Linked DNA regions of Homo sapiens: region 1 is linked to region 2. A link is a contact called in ENCODE Hi-C or POLR2A ChIA-PET data. All regions are on one chromosome and are shown on one strand. Each heading gives the region's core, a stretch centred on a gene start or an enhancer-like site at or near the end of the contact. The rest is flanking DNA. Distances are from core to core; before and after follow the strand shown. Region 1 holds the start of RPL38 (ribosomal protein L38). Region 2 overlaps CDC42EP4 (CDC42 effector protein 4).

Region 1 (6,529 bases), core at 2,445-4,944, 920 kb before region 2:
AATAGACGAATAAACAAACCGTGGCCTACCCACACAATGGAAAACTCGGCCTTCAAAAGAAAACTCCGGTCTGGGTGTGGTGGCTCCTGCCTGTAATCTCAGCACTTTGGGAGGCTAAGGTGGGAGGACTGCTTGAGGCCAGGAGTTGGAGACTAGCCTGGCCAACACAGATCCATCTCTAAAACACCAAAAATTAGCCAGGTGTGGTGGCGCATGCCTGTAGTCCCAGAGACTCTGGAGGCTAAGGTGGGAGGATCACTTGCGCCCAGGAGATCAAGGATGTAGTGAGCCATGATCACACCACTGCACTCCAGCCTGGGCAGGAGTGAGACCCTGTTTAAAAAAAGCAAATTGCAGGCCGGGCACAGTGGCTCACGCCTGTAATCCCAGCACTTTGGGAGGCCAAGGCAGGTGGATCATGAGGTCAGGAGATAGAGACCATCCTGGCTCACTCGGTGAAACCCCGTCTCTACTTTAAAAAAAAAAAAAAAATTAGCCCGGCATGGTGACAGGCGCCTGTAGTCCCAGCTACTTGGGAGGCTGAGGCAGGAGAATGGCATGAACCTGGGAGGCGGAGCTTGCAGTGAGCTGAGATTCCGCCACTGCTCTCCAGTCTGGGCAACAGAGTGACATTCCATGTCAAAAAAAAAAAAAAAAAAAAAAGAAAGAAAAAACAGAAGGCAATTCTGACACATGCTTGAGGACATGTGAAGAGAAGCCAGTCACAAAAGGTCAAATATGCAATAGCAGACCCACTTGTATGGGGTATCCAGAGCAGTCACATTCAGGGACAAATTGGAAGGTGGTTGCCAGGGGCTGGGGAAGAATGGGGAGCTGGTGTTTAACAGAGGGAGTTTCAGTTTGGGAAGATAAAGTTCTGGAGATGGGCGGTGATGGTGGCAGCTGCTCAACAATGTGTATTTACTGAATGCCACTGAACTGTACAATTATGCTTTGTTGCCCAGCCCGGAGTGCAGTAGCATAATCGTGGCTCACTATAGCCTCAATTTCCTGGATTCAAGCAATCCTACCTCAGCCTCCTGAGTAGCTAGGACCACCAGCACACGCCCGGCTAACTTTTTTCTTTTATAGAGACAGGGTCTCACTATGATGCCCAGGCTAGTCTCATCCATCTGCCTCAGTCTCCCAAAGTGCTGGGATTACAGATGGGAACCACCATACCCAGTGTAAATGGTAACTTTTACGCTATGCCTATTACACGTTAAAAATTAATACAACCATTTTAAAAAGTTTTTTCAACAAACAGCTACTGACACTTTACTGTCCCCAGGGGACTGTGACCACTACCTTTAAAGCCACATCATCTAAAATGAAGGTTCCCAATTTTTTTTGTGAGACAGTCTCGCTCTGTCACCCAGGCTGGAGTGCAGTGAGACAATCTCAGCTCACTGCAACCTCCGTCTCCTTGGTTCAACTGATTCTCCTGCCTCAGCCTCCTGAGTAGCTGGGACTGCAGGCGTGTGCCACCATGCCTGGCTAATTTTTTTATTTTTAGTAGAAATGGGGTTTTGCCATGTCGCCCAGGTTGGTCTTGAACTCCTGGTTCAAGCGATCTGTCCGCTTTGGCCTCCCAAAGTGCTGGAATTATAGGCATGAGCCACCACGCCCGGACCACCACCCTTTTAAAACACAATCAAACGGTGGTGTCGTGTTTAACTTGCTGAGAAGGGTAAGTTACCTGCAGGTAGAGTTGGGCTTCAAACTAGGCAGTGACCCCATATGGTCTGAAATAAAACTGACCTGATAACCTCATCTCTTTACACAAAACACTAGCCAACAGTCATCATTCCCACCAGATGCTATTTGTCCCCACAGGTGGTCACTACCTCAAAGGTGACAGCCTGTTTTGGGTAATGGGGACACAAATATGACCCCCATCTCTGCCTACCCCCAACTCATTGAAAGACTCTCCCTGTACACCAACCACCGTCTGGCACCACGGCTGGCAGAGCATTAGAGACGGCTGGTGTCTTAGCCCACCTTAACAGGCCTGTCCCATGCAACCTCACTTCCACATGTGACCTGATTCTCAGTCAGCTGAAAAAAGATGACTGGGTTAAAGTAACAACATAACTCAAGACCTAGCTTGTATCAAACACAAGCCCCCCCAATCTCCTTCAAGTATCACAAAGGAGTAACACAACTACCTCTCACACTTGGTGTAAAAATTTAAGTAAGTGGGCAGCAGAGATTGGCACCTATCCATCGAAAACCTGCTGTTTAAGGTTTTTCATTAATCACCTTCTTTCCCCTGTATGTACAAGCTGGGAAACAGACCTATGACAGTCCAACTTAAACTCTGTGACTTTACAATGGTGGTAATGCGATATACATTCAGTAGAAGCCCTGCTTCAAATTTTGATCTTGGCGGGGCACAGTGGCTCACACCTGTAATCCCAGCACTCTGGGAGGCGGAGGCAGGTGGATCATCTGAGGTTAGGAGTTCGAGACCAGCCTGGCCAACATGGTGAAACTCTGTCTCTACCAAAAACACAAAAATCAGCTAGGCATGGTGGCGCGCCCAGCTACTTTGAGGCAGGGGGATCGCTTGAACCTGGGAGGCGGTAATTGCAGTGAGCCAAGATCGCACCACTGCAATCCAGCCTGGGCGACAGAGCCAGACTGTCTCAAAGAAAAAAAAAAATTTTTTTAAATATTTTTCTGGATTAGATAGGTATGATACCTTCTGACACTGGCCAGCGACCACAGGATCACGAGGTAAACGACCATACTACACAGTGTGCCGTGCTCGATACATTACATGCAAATATCCAGCACTTTATTACAAAATGGATTTTGTGTTAAGATTTTGCACAACTGCAGAGAACCTAAACAGTGTTTATGGGACGTGTGTTTTGAGGCTTTCGCGGAGTGGAGATTCCGTTCCGACAATTTACTATATTATACGAAAGAAAACTGAACTCAGGGCGGCCTCTGAGATGATCGCGATTAGCTAAAGATGGTCCTAGAAATTCCAGGGCCTCAACGTGCCCCCCACAGGTCTTTCTCATGGGAAACAGGATGAAACCACTGCTCCCAGAGGGCCAGGCACACACCCAGACGGCCTAACCGTCTCCTGCCTGACATTCCGGGGAAGACGCTCCCGGAGCGGTGCCAGGCTAGGCACCGCTCTTCTTGAACCTTCGGAGCAACCACTTACATTTGGCATCCTTTCGTCGGGCTGTGAGCAGGAAGTCCTTGATTTCCTCAATTTTCCGAGGCTGCAACACAAAGGAAGCGGGTGAACAGAGAGGAAAGAGACACGTCTCCCGGCGATGGCCCAGTCCACCAGCTTCTCCCGGCCTCAGGAGATCCTTGGGAGGCTCTCTCGCCCTCGCCCCGGGGCCCCACGAGCCCACCCCGGGAAGGCGCCAGGCAGGGACTGTACTCACCATGGCGACGAGGCGCGCTGGGCTCTGGCGCGGACCAGGACCTGCGGGAAACAGTCCTCGGCGTTAACACGGCGCGGGGGCTGGCAGCGAACCCCGTTTTCCCGCTCTCCCCCGAAATATCGGCCCCATCGCACTCCCCTTCTCCTCCCCGACACCCTCCACGCGGACCTGGGGTCCCCAGATTTCACCTGGCAGTGGATTGCCCCAGATTACCTTTCTCACCCACGTATCACCCTAGAGACACTCACAGCAAGCAGCAACCGGGGAAAAGGACGAAAAAGAACGAGACTTCCGTTTCCGGGCAGTTAAACCCTCCCAACGGAGGAAACTGGGTACGGTGCCTGCCGAGGATCAAGACTCATGTAGGCGTTCGCACTTCCAATTTCAGCAGCCCTGCCCCCTTGTGGTCGAAGTCAACAGTGCAGCTCCAAGAATGGAATGGACCATCCTGGCTGCCGCCCTCCCTCCGCCTCCCTCCTCTCGCTCCTCCCCATCCCTTCCTCCTAGGACCCCCGCCTCTTCCCCGTCCACCCCTTCCTGTCTTCCCCCGCAACCCCTCAGACCCCAGCCTGGCTTTGCTAGGTTTTAGCTCAGATTCAGTTTGAAGAGCTAACGCTTATTCTCCACGGCTTTCATTGGACCTGCGCAGGGGCATCCACACAGAAAATTCTTCATTCAATGGCAGGGACCCTCGTGTGCACCTTGTAGAACCTGTTGTTCTGGCGCCTCACGTTTTCTTCCCGTCTCCTTTTTGGCACCTGAACCTGTCATGACCAGGGCCCTGGGCTCTTCTTTCCATAAGAGGGAGCGTTCCTGCTTGCTGCTTCCAATTCCCTTAGGAATTGGTGTACAATGAAAGCAAGTTAAGGCCGGGCGCGGTGGCTCACGCTTATAACCCCAGCACTGGGGGAGGCCGAGGCAGGCGGATCGCTTGAGGCCAGGAGTTCGAGAGCAGCCTGGGCAACCTAGTAAGACCTCCCCCCCCCCATCTCTAGCAATAATGATAATAATAATAATACTTCCAAAAGCTGTCGCAGCGCTGCCCCTGGCTAAGTGTCTCACCCCTAGGGCTGATGGTGAGTGGGAGTGCTCCTGCTCTTGCGGGGTCTCACCGCGGCCCCAGAGGGGAGAGGTGGACTCAGGAGTTGAACCCCTGCTGGGCAGATTCCCCAGCCCAGGCTCCGGCCACTTCCTGGGGAGGCTTGGGAAGCCTGGGGAGGGCAGCGTTCCTTTCTCCCCCTAACATCCTTTAGGTTAGACTCTGAGCAACCTGCGGTTATCGATTTTATTTTTATCCTCCATTTTTATTTTATCTCCAACCTCCCTACAAATGTCTACATTTTATTATATTTGTTTCCCCAAAATTTAATAACCACACGGCAGAATGTAATTGCTTCGTGCTTATTATTACAGAGCGGCCCTCCTGAAGGGAAAGAACACTTTGCCATGAGCTTTACTTAGAACTTATTTAACTTAACCTTCCTTTCTTCCTCCCTCCTGCCCTTCCATTAACAAGCTCAGGCTGAGCACCTTCCTGGGGGTGCTGGAGATACAGGAACCAATAGACCTTGCTGCAGAGAGATCACAAAAATATTGTAATAACACTGAAGAGTCTTTTAAAGAAGCTGAACGATGTCTCTGCAACTGTAAATGTGTCGGGGTTCTAGCAGTGGGAAAAGTTAATTGGCAGAAGCCTAATTTTAGATGTCTGAAGGTCGGATCCGATCTGAGAAGCACGAGTGCTTCAGCTCTGACCTGAGAAGGATTTTCCCATACCTCAGAGCCCGGCTTTGCCAGCCCTTCCCATCTCAGGCGATGCCTTTCTGGTCTTTTCTACCCCACTGCTCCTCCACAAGCAACCACCCTTTCAGCCAAGCCGAGGGGCACTTTTGGGCACTTTCTGCCCTCCAGGTATTTGCTCTGCTGTCCACTCTGATGCCAAGTGCCACTGGTCCTTCCGAGCTCAGCTCCCGCCTCCCCTTTTTCAGGCAGGACCCTTCACCCTTGACTTATGTTGCTTGCCGCTCATACAGTGGTTCCTTGCAATCACTTCTCCGTAGGCTGCGTGGAGGTGTTTAACTTTTCATACATGCGCACCACTCTTTTTATTTTTAATTTTTTAAAACTTTTTTAGAGACATGGTCTCCCTAGGTTGCCCAAGCTGGTTTCGAACTCCTGGGCTCAAGGGATCCTCCTGCCTCGGCCCCCCAAAGTGCTAGGATAACAGGTGTGAGCCACTACGCCCCACCTTACCACTTTTCCTTGAAGGCAAGGACAGGGCTCAGCATTCTGTCGATAACTCTCGAAGTGCAGTACCCATCTGTACAGTAAGTGCTCAATGCTAACATTGCAGGATGATCCGGCTGGATGCGGCATCTGAGATCACTCACCATATAAAGGGGTGGTGGATGGAGGGAGGAATTCAGGGAGAGCCAGAAGGAGACACTGACGTGCCTGAAGCAGTGCCTGGCATGTAGTAGGTCCAAAAACTATTTGTTGAATGAATGACTGGTGCTTCTTGCCTCACTGCCGGCCCGACAGGACAAGGACGGGGATAGAAGGAGGAGCTGCACCTCCCTTTTGGCAGCGATCCCAGGGAGACAGATGTTCACCCTCTTGAGTTGTATAATTTAAGGGACCATAGACGTGTAGTAGCAAAACACAATGGCAAATTTGTTCAAGTACCAAAGACCTCCAGCTCCCCAAGGGGGACAAATAGCAAAATAAGCTGCAGCTACTAAAAGTGAGGCAAGGTGCCCAGAGGGCACGCTTCCCTGCTCCATGGGAAGATGAGCCCCAAATGTCCTGGAGTGGCCGGGGACTGTCAGAGACCAAGGGGGGCAGAGCCTAGGCCCTGAGTGCCACAGCCTGAGACCTTGAGCAGATGCTGACCTGGACATGAGCCTCCCTGATGACTCCCATATACACATGAAACAAAACTCTCCAGGGCCTAGGGTGGATCCTGCAGGAGAGGAAAGCCCCGGACTCGAGGGCAGGATGGCCCAGGCTGCCTGTTATGGTCGCTCTGGCCATTGGTAGGCTGGAATGTCCAGTGCTGGCAGCTGTGGGATGGTGAGGGCTATTGCTGTTGTCAAGAGGCGGTAGGGAGGGTCTCA
Region 2 (6,781 bases), core at 3,472-5,971:
AATCCCGTCCAGGCCAATTCCAGATTCTAAACTGATTTTTTTCATGATATTGTCAAAACAGTGAGGAAACATTAAAAAAAAAGCCCTAAAGCACGCCTGGTGTCTGTCTCTGCTTTTTGGGAGGGCTATTTCAGGATGGGGGTGGGGTCTGGACCCAGGTCCTAGAGCTGTCCAGGGGGGCCTGAGGTGGCTTCTGTCTCTCTGTCCGTGAGGACCCGCCCTTCCTGCGATGCTGTCTGCCTGGGCAGGCCCCTTCAGAGTCTGGGGACTCAGGTGTCCCTAACTGCCATCTCTTGGAAGCCCTTGGCACTTGGTCGCTTAGCTGTTCTGTGCCTCCCTCTCCTGCTCTGTAAAATGGGTATCCTGCCACTCTTAGAGGGTTGAGGCACAGAAACAGTGACATGGGCTTTTTGTGGGGGAGGGGGTTGGTTTTTTGTTTTTTTTTGTTTTTTTTTTTTGTTGTTGTTGTTTTGTTTTTTTTGAGATGGAGTCTCACTCTGTCGCCCAGGTTGGAGTGCAGGGGTGTGATCTCAGCTCACTGCAACCTCCGCTTCCTAGGTGCAAGCGATTCTCCTGCCTCAGCCTCCCAACTAGCTAGGATTACAGGCGTGCGCCACTACACCCAGCTAATTTTTGTATTTTTAGTAGATACTGGGTTTCACCATGTTGGCCAGGTTGGTCTCCAACTCCTGACCTCAAGTGATCCGCCCACCTTGGCTTCCCAAAATGCTGGGATTACAGGTGTGAGCCACCGTGCCGGTCGACATGGGCTTTTTATACAGTTGTGATTAGGATGAGAGTGACTGTGTTCTCCCCAGCCCCCTGGTGTCCTGGTGCACGGAACTGTCACCACCAGAAAGTGGCTGGCCCTGAAGGCAGTTTCTGCATGATGCTGGGAGCGGGGCTACCACCTCCTCTTTCCCCTTTTACCGTTAAGCCTGGAAAATCAGCTTACAAGTGGCAGGTCCTCAGTTCAACCTCACTTCTCAGGGAGATAGAAGCTCCACATCCCCATTTTCCAGATGGAGAAAGATGATCAGATAAGCCTCGAGGCCGCCTTCTCTAATGCCCAGAATTCATTCAAAACTCCTGCCCTTCTCACCCCACCACTCCTGGGCACATCAAAACCTCGGGATATAAAGTCAGGGGGTGAGGGTCTAGTGGCCCCTGAACCCACTGCCCTGCCCCTGCCCTACCACCTCCTTCCCTTGAATCATGTTCCCCTCTTTCTGGACAGCTTCAGAAGGGAGCCCTGGTCTGCGTAGGGCTGGCTCACTGCTTGTTGAAGCCCCCGCTTGCTCTCAGGAAATCTGGGGAAATCTTGGGGATCTCAATGTGGCTGAGTTCCTGGTGGAAACCCTGCACTCTCCCCTGAGCACCCACAGAGAAATGTGAGTTCCCCACTCATCTCCCTGGAAAGCAATTAGAGGCATAATTAAAATGTCACTCAGGTCCCTCCCTCTGTCCCTAGACAGGCTCATTCGTGTGGGAGTTATGAGCGGGGACTTCTGGCTGCCCCAAGGGAAGAAGAGAGAGGGAGGAGAGCTGGGGCCCATTGGGAGACGGGTCCCTAGGGGCTACAGTCTAGCTCAGGGATGACTGGGGAGAGGAAGGTACTGTTCAGGCGAGGACCAGGCAGATGAGAAGGGGCTGTGCCTCCCAGACACAGTGCAACCTCCCAAGAGAGAGAAATGACTGTACCTACACCGACTAACCAGGGACTCCCTAGGGGCCCAGAGAAACCAGCCGCCCCGAGCCCCAGAATCTGTTTCTTGACCATTGATGGAAAAGCTCTGAGCATTCAAGAAGACCCGGGGACCTGGCTTGATTCACAGCTTTAAGGAGCATACCTTCTGGCTGGGGGTTCAGTGGACCCAGGAGACAAGGATGAGATGAACACGCAGAACCAGCCAGGCCACAGAGCTCTGTTAAGATTTGCTGGGAGCCAGGCGCCGTGGCTCACACCTGTAATCCTAGCACTTTGGGAGGCTGAGGCAGGAGGATCCCTTGAGACCAAGAGTTTGAGATCAACTTGGGTAACAGCGAGACAACATGTCTACCAAAAAATAATTTTTTTTTTTTGAGATGGAATCTCGCACTGTCGCCTGGGCTGGAGTGCAGTGTCACGATCTCAGCTCACTGTAACCTCCGCCTCCCAGGTTCAAGCAATTCTCCTGCCTCAGCCTCCCGAGTAGCTGGGATTATAGGCGCCCACCACCAGGCCCAGCTAATTTTTTGTAATTTTAGTAGAGACGGGGTTTCACTATCTTGGCCAGGCTGGTCTCGAACGCCTGACCTCATGATCCACACACCTCGGCCTCCCAAAGGGCTGGGATTACAGCCATGAGCCACCGCAGCCAGCCAATAAATAAATTTTTTAAAAAAGATTTGCTGGGTAGCCTTGGGCCAGTTATTTTCTCGCTCCAATTGGCTTCAGTTTCTCCATCTTTAAAATTAGGCAGTAGCTCAGTTGTTTTCAACTTTTTACCAGAAGCTTTGTTTGCAATGAGGTCATGCTATTTTTTTTAATTGATTTTTTTTTTTCTTTTCCGAGAACGGAGTCTCGCTCTGTTGCCCAGGCTGGAGTGCAGTGGTGCAATCTTGGCTCACTGCAGCCTCCACCTCCCGGGTTCAAGCAATTCTCCTGCCTCAGCCTCCTGGGTAGCTGGGATTACAGGTGCACGCCACCACACCCGGCTAATTTTTGTTTGTATTTTTAGTAGAGACGGGGTTTCATCATGTTGGCCAGGCTGATCTCAAACTCCTGACCAGGTGATCCGCCCACCTCGGCCTCCCAAAATGCTGGGATTACAGGTGCGAGCCACTGCACCCAGCCTTTTATAATTGATTGATTATTCATTTATATATTTATTTATGAGATGAGGTCTTATGTTGCCCAGGCTGGTCTCAAAATCCTAGCTTCAAGCAATCCTCCCACCTTGGCCTCCTCCCAAAACTCTGGGATTACTGACGCAAGCCACCACACCTGGCCTCATATGAGGTCATACTTTGAACCTCTATGGAGGCTGAGCCAGAGCTTCCCTGGGTGGGGTTGGATTTGGGGGGTCCTTACTCTTTCCCCGTTGGTCTCTGAGGTTCACCTGAGAAACCTAGGGCCCCGCAGGGCACTTCTTGCTTTAAAGATGTTCTGTGGGCCCTTTCTGTCTAAAGGAACCAGGAACTACTTCTGGGTAATAATTTGGTCATTTAAATTCAGATCTCAGTCACCATTTTCCAAAATGGGATGGGACCCAAAGCCTTCTGGCCCGATGATGTCCTGGCACCAGCCCCGCCACCTGCCCCAGCGGGTCCAGAGCATCTCCCTCCACGTCCCCCATGTGGATAGGGCTGTGCGCCCGTTTACTGGGCACACGCCGCTCTGCACCGCTGTGATACGGGCCATATGTCTTAGCAGCTATGACCGCCATATGCTAGGCATTGTTCTTTGCATTGGCCTCAGTTCATTCTCATAACAATTCCGTGAGGTCCATGCCATTCATATCACCCCCATTTTACAGGGGAAGCAGCTAGAGGTGAAAGAACCAGCCCACCCCACAGGTCTAGGAAACAGAGGAGCTGGACATGGAATGACAAGGTGGGGCCGGTGGCCTGGCTTGGCCAAGCAGCACAGAGACGGGGCTATCAGCCTCTCAGAGTGGGGCATGCCCATCTCCCACGGTTCTGTGTGCCCAAGGGAAGTGTCAGGGAGGCACTGGCTGCTCCAGCCCCCTTCAGCGGCAGCTGCTGCTTCCCATAGGTCACCTCTGCCCACCAGGCGGCCAAGGCCCTGCCCTTCTCAGGGTTGCTCTGCCTGGCCTCTGGCTCTGCTGGGCAGGACCAGGGCTCTGGGTTGGGCCCCTTGCCTCTCAAGCCTGCAGCCTCGGGCCTGTGCTCCTGCTGGCATCCAGGCTACTCCTGCGTGGTGTCCATCTTTGACCCCAGAGTTACACACGCCCAGCCACTCCTCCTCTCTCCACCAAGGTGGCACCACATTCCCAGAAGAAAGTAGAACAAAGGGACAGAGGCTGTCAGGACACATGAAGGCAGCAAGGGATTCTCAGGATCCTCAAAGTTTAGGATCTAGTTTCCTCTCCCTGCTCATTTTATTTTACTTTATTTATTTATTTTATTTTATTTAGACGGAGTCTTGCTCTATCACCCAGGCTGGAGTGCAGTGGCATGATCTCGGCTCACTGCAACCTCTCCCTTTCAGGTTCAAGCGATTCTCCTGCCTCAGCCTCCCGAGTAGCTGGGACTACAGGTGCCTGCCACCACACCCGGCTAATATTTGTATTTTTAGTAGATATGGGGTTTCACCGTGTTAGCCAGGCTGGTCTTGAACTCCTGACCTCAAGTGATCCGCCTGCCTTGGCCTCCCAAAGTGCTGAGATTACAGGCATGAACCATTGTGCCTGGCCCCTGCTCATTTTAGAGATAGGAAGACTGAGGCTGGGAGGACAAGAGATTAGCTAAAGTCCCACGAGTAGAGCAGAGCAGAGCAGAGCAGGTGGAATTCTCTGGGCTGGCCTGGGTGCTGCAGCCTGGGAGGTGAGGGACAGGTTGAGGGATGGCGTGAGCAGCAGACTGCGTGCAGAGCTGGGAGTGGTATAGCTGCAGGGGTGGCTGGAAGATCCCTGAACGCAGGGCGAGATGGAGGGGTGGGACTTTCCAGGTGTGTGTGGCACTCCCCACCCCTGCCTGGCTCCCCTCGACCCTCATATGACAGACTCCCCAAGGCCCCCACTCCCTCCACACTTGGGCAGGTGCCCTTCCTGGCCACCCTTCACCCGCAGCACTTAACACGTACACGATCTTTCCCTGAGCCCTGAGGGCCCTGATTTAAGATGCCAGAAATAAAAGTTAGGAATGAAAATGGGAGACCTTATCTTTATTCTTCCCCTTTCCGATCTCCTCTAGGCCCCGTGGCTTCCTGCCAACAGACAGATGGGAGACTGGGAAGAATATTTTGGTGGGAGGGAGTGGTGCTTGCAGGCAGATGGATACTGGCTCTACCTCTAAAACCTGTTGCTCTAACCTACTGAGCTGCTGTTCTCCACAGAGACTCCCAGGAGAGATAGGAGGAGCCAAGGATAGCTGCCTTCCCTGGCCAGAATCCAACCCTAAATGACACTTGGCATGTTAAAACACACTTGTCAAGGCCACAGGGTTCTGATGAATCTTGTTTTCTTCTTCTGCCCTGCTTTCTTCCAAAAAGGATTAGAGGCAGCTTACAAAAATTCATAAAATACAATAGGATAAAAATAGATCAGAGAGAAAACAACACTGGAACACATGGTACAATGAACCAAGAGGGTAGGACACAGAAATGTTCTTTGGCTGGGGCTCCACAATCCTCAAAGGTGGACTGCAAACAGGATTCTGAGCTTCGTATCAGTCAAAACAAAGAGGGAAATCTGCCGGTTTTGAGACTCACAAAGTCCACAAGATTAAAACCAACCCTGGCCGGGTGCAGTGGCTCATGCCTGTAATCCTAGCACTTTGGGAGACCAAGGCGGGTGGATCACATGAGGCCAGGAGTTCGAGACCAGCCTGGTCAACATGGTGAAACTCCGCTTAAAATTAGCTGGGCGTGGTGGCAGACACCTGTAATCCCAGCTACTAGGGAGACTGAGGCAGGGGACTCACCTAAGCCTGGGAGGTGGAGGTTGCAGTGAGCCGAGATTGTGCCACTGCACTCCAACCTGGGCAACAGAGCAGGATTCTGACTCAATTAAAAAGCAAAATAAAACACTCAACCTAGAAGCAGCGCAGCTATTTCTGACACTAAAGTCTGAGAGGAATTCTCGTGGGACCTTTGAAGGGATGACGGGTAGTGTCCCAAGCAACACCGTCAACGACAGTCCTTTTTTGTTTTAGAGACAGGGTCACTCAGTCTTGCTCCGTCTCCCAGGCTGGAGTGCAGTGGCGTGATCTCGGCTCACTGCAACCTCCACCTCCCGGATTCAAGTGATTCTCCTGCCTCAGCCTCGCGAGTAGCTGGGACTACAGGCTCACGCCACCACACCTGGCTATGTTTTGTATTTTTTGGTAGAGACAGGGTTTCACTGTGTTGGCTGGGTGGGTCTCAAACTCCTGACCTCAAGTGATCTGCCTGCCTCGGCCTTCCAAAGTGCTGGGATTACAGGTGTGAGCCACCGTGCCTGGCAAATTTTTGTTGTTTATAAGCCACCCAGATTGTGGAATATTGTTTATAGCACTCCAAATGGACTAAGTAAGACACAGATACAGTCACACAAACCCTATCAGCTGCTTTCTACAGAGTTACTCAGGATAAATTGAGGGTTTGATACCAAGGCACAGATCAGTAAAACCCACTCTATGGAGGGCCAGACCCACATGATCCAAGAGGCACAATTTAGATCCTCCCAGAGGAGGGTTTCTCAACCCAACACTATTGATATTTGGGGCTGGCTCATTCATTGTTACTGGGGACTGACCTGCGCACTGTAGTGTGTTTGCAGCATCCCTGGCCTCCGCCTGGTAGATGCCAAGCACTCCCTCAAATTGTGACAGTGGAAAATGTCCTCAGACCGGGCTCGGTGGCTCATGCCTGTAATCCCAGCACTTTGGGAGGCCGAGGCAGTTGGATCACTTGAGCCCAGGAGTTCAAGACCAGGAGTTCAAGACCTGGCCAACATGGTGAAACCAGATCTCTACAAAACATATAAAAAATTAGCCAGGTGTGGTTGTGTCCACCTAGTGCTCCCAGCTACTGGGGAGGCTGAGGTGGGAGGATGGCTTGAGCCCAGGAGGTTGAGGC

The links. Hi-C counts contacts between places; a loop is a spot of excess contacts on that map. ChIA-PET counts read pairs that join two places held with the same protein, here RNA polymerase II (POLR2A). Pooled maps may share reads with other maps.
Region 1: POLR2A ChIA-PET joins it to region 2 with 14 read pairs in Caco-2. The contact joins the promoter of RPL38 here to the enhancer-like site in region 2. A Hi-C loop is called at or near these places in 1 of 168 maps with a recorded cell type or tissue (GM12878) and 1 of 50 pooled maps. POLR2A ChIA-PET finds 5 or more read pairs at or near these places in 1 of 52 experiments (Caco-2).

The regions. Positions count from the first base shown.
Region 1 is chr17:74,200,843-74,207,371 of GRCh38, reverse strand. RPL38 (ribosomal protein L38) reads right to left here and starts at 3,694. Exons shown (of 5, transcript NM_000999.4): 1 at 3,627-3,694; 2 at 3,414-3,454; 3 at 3,182-3,242. The coding sequence starts at 3,416. RefSeq lists enhancers at 1,938-2,441, 2,442-2,946, 3,955-4,458.
Region 2 is chr17:73,276,936-73,283,716 of GRCh38, reverse strand. It overlaps CDC42EP4 (CDC42 effector protein 4), which reads left to right. Exons shown (of 2, transcript NM_012121.5): 2 at 1-93. Among named protein-coding and RNA genes, the nearest start is that of CPSF4L, 18 kb to the right of the region's middle. RefSeq lists an enhancer at 1,823-1,952. Within about 2 kb of position 4,721, at least 18 of the 41 ENCODE cell types and tissues checked have a DNase peak (open chromatin) inside an H3K27ac peak, as active enhancers do.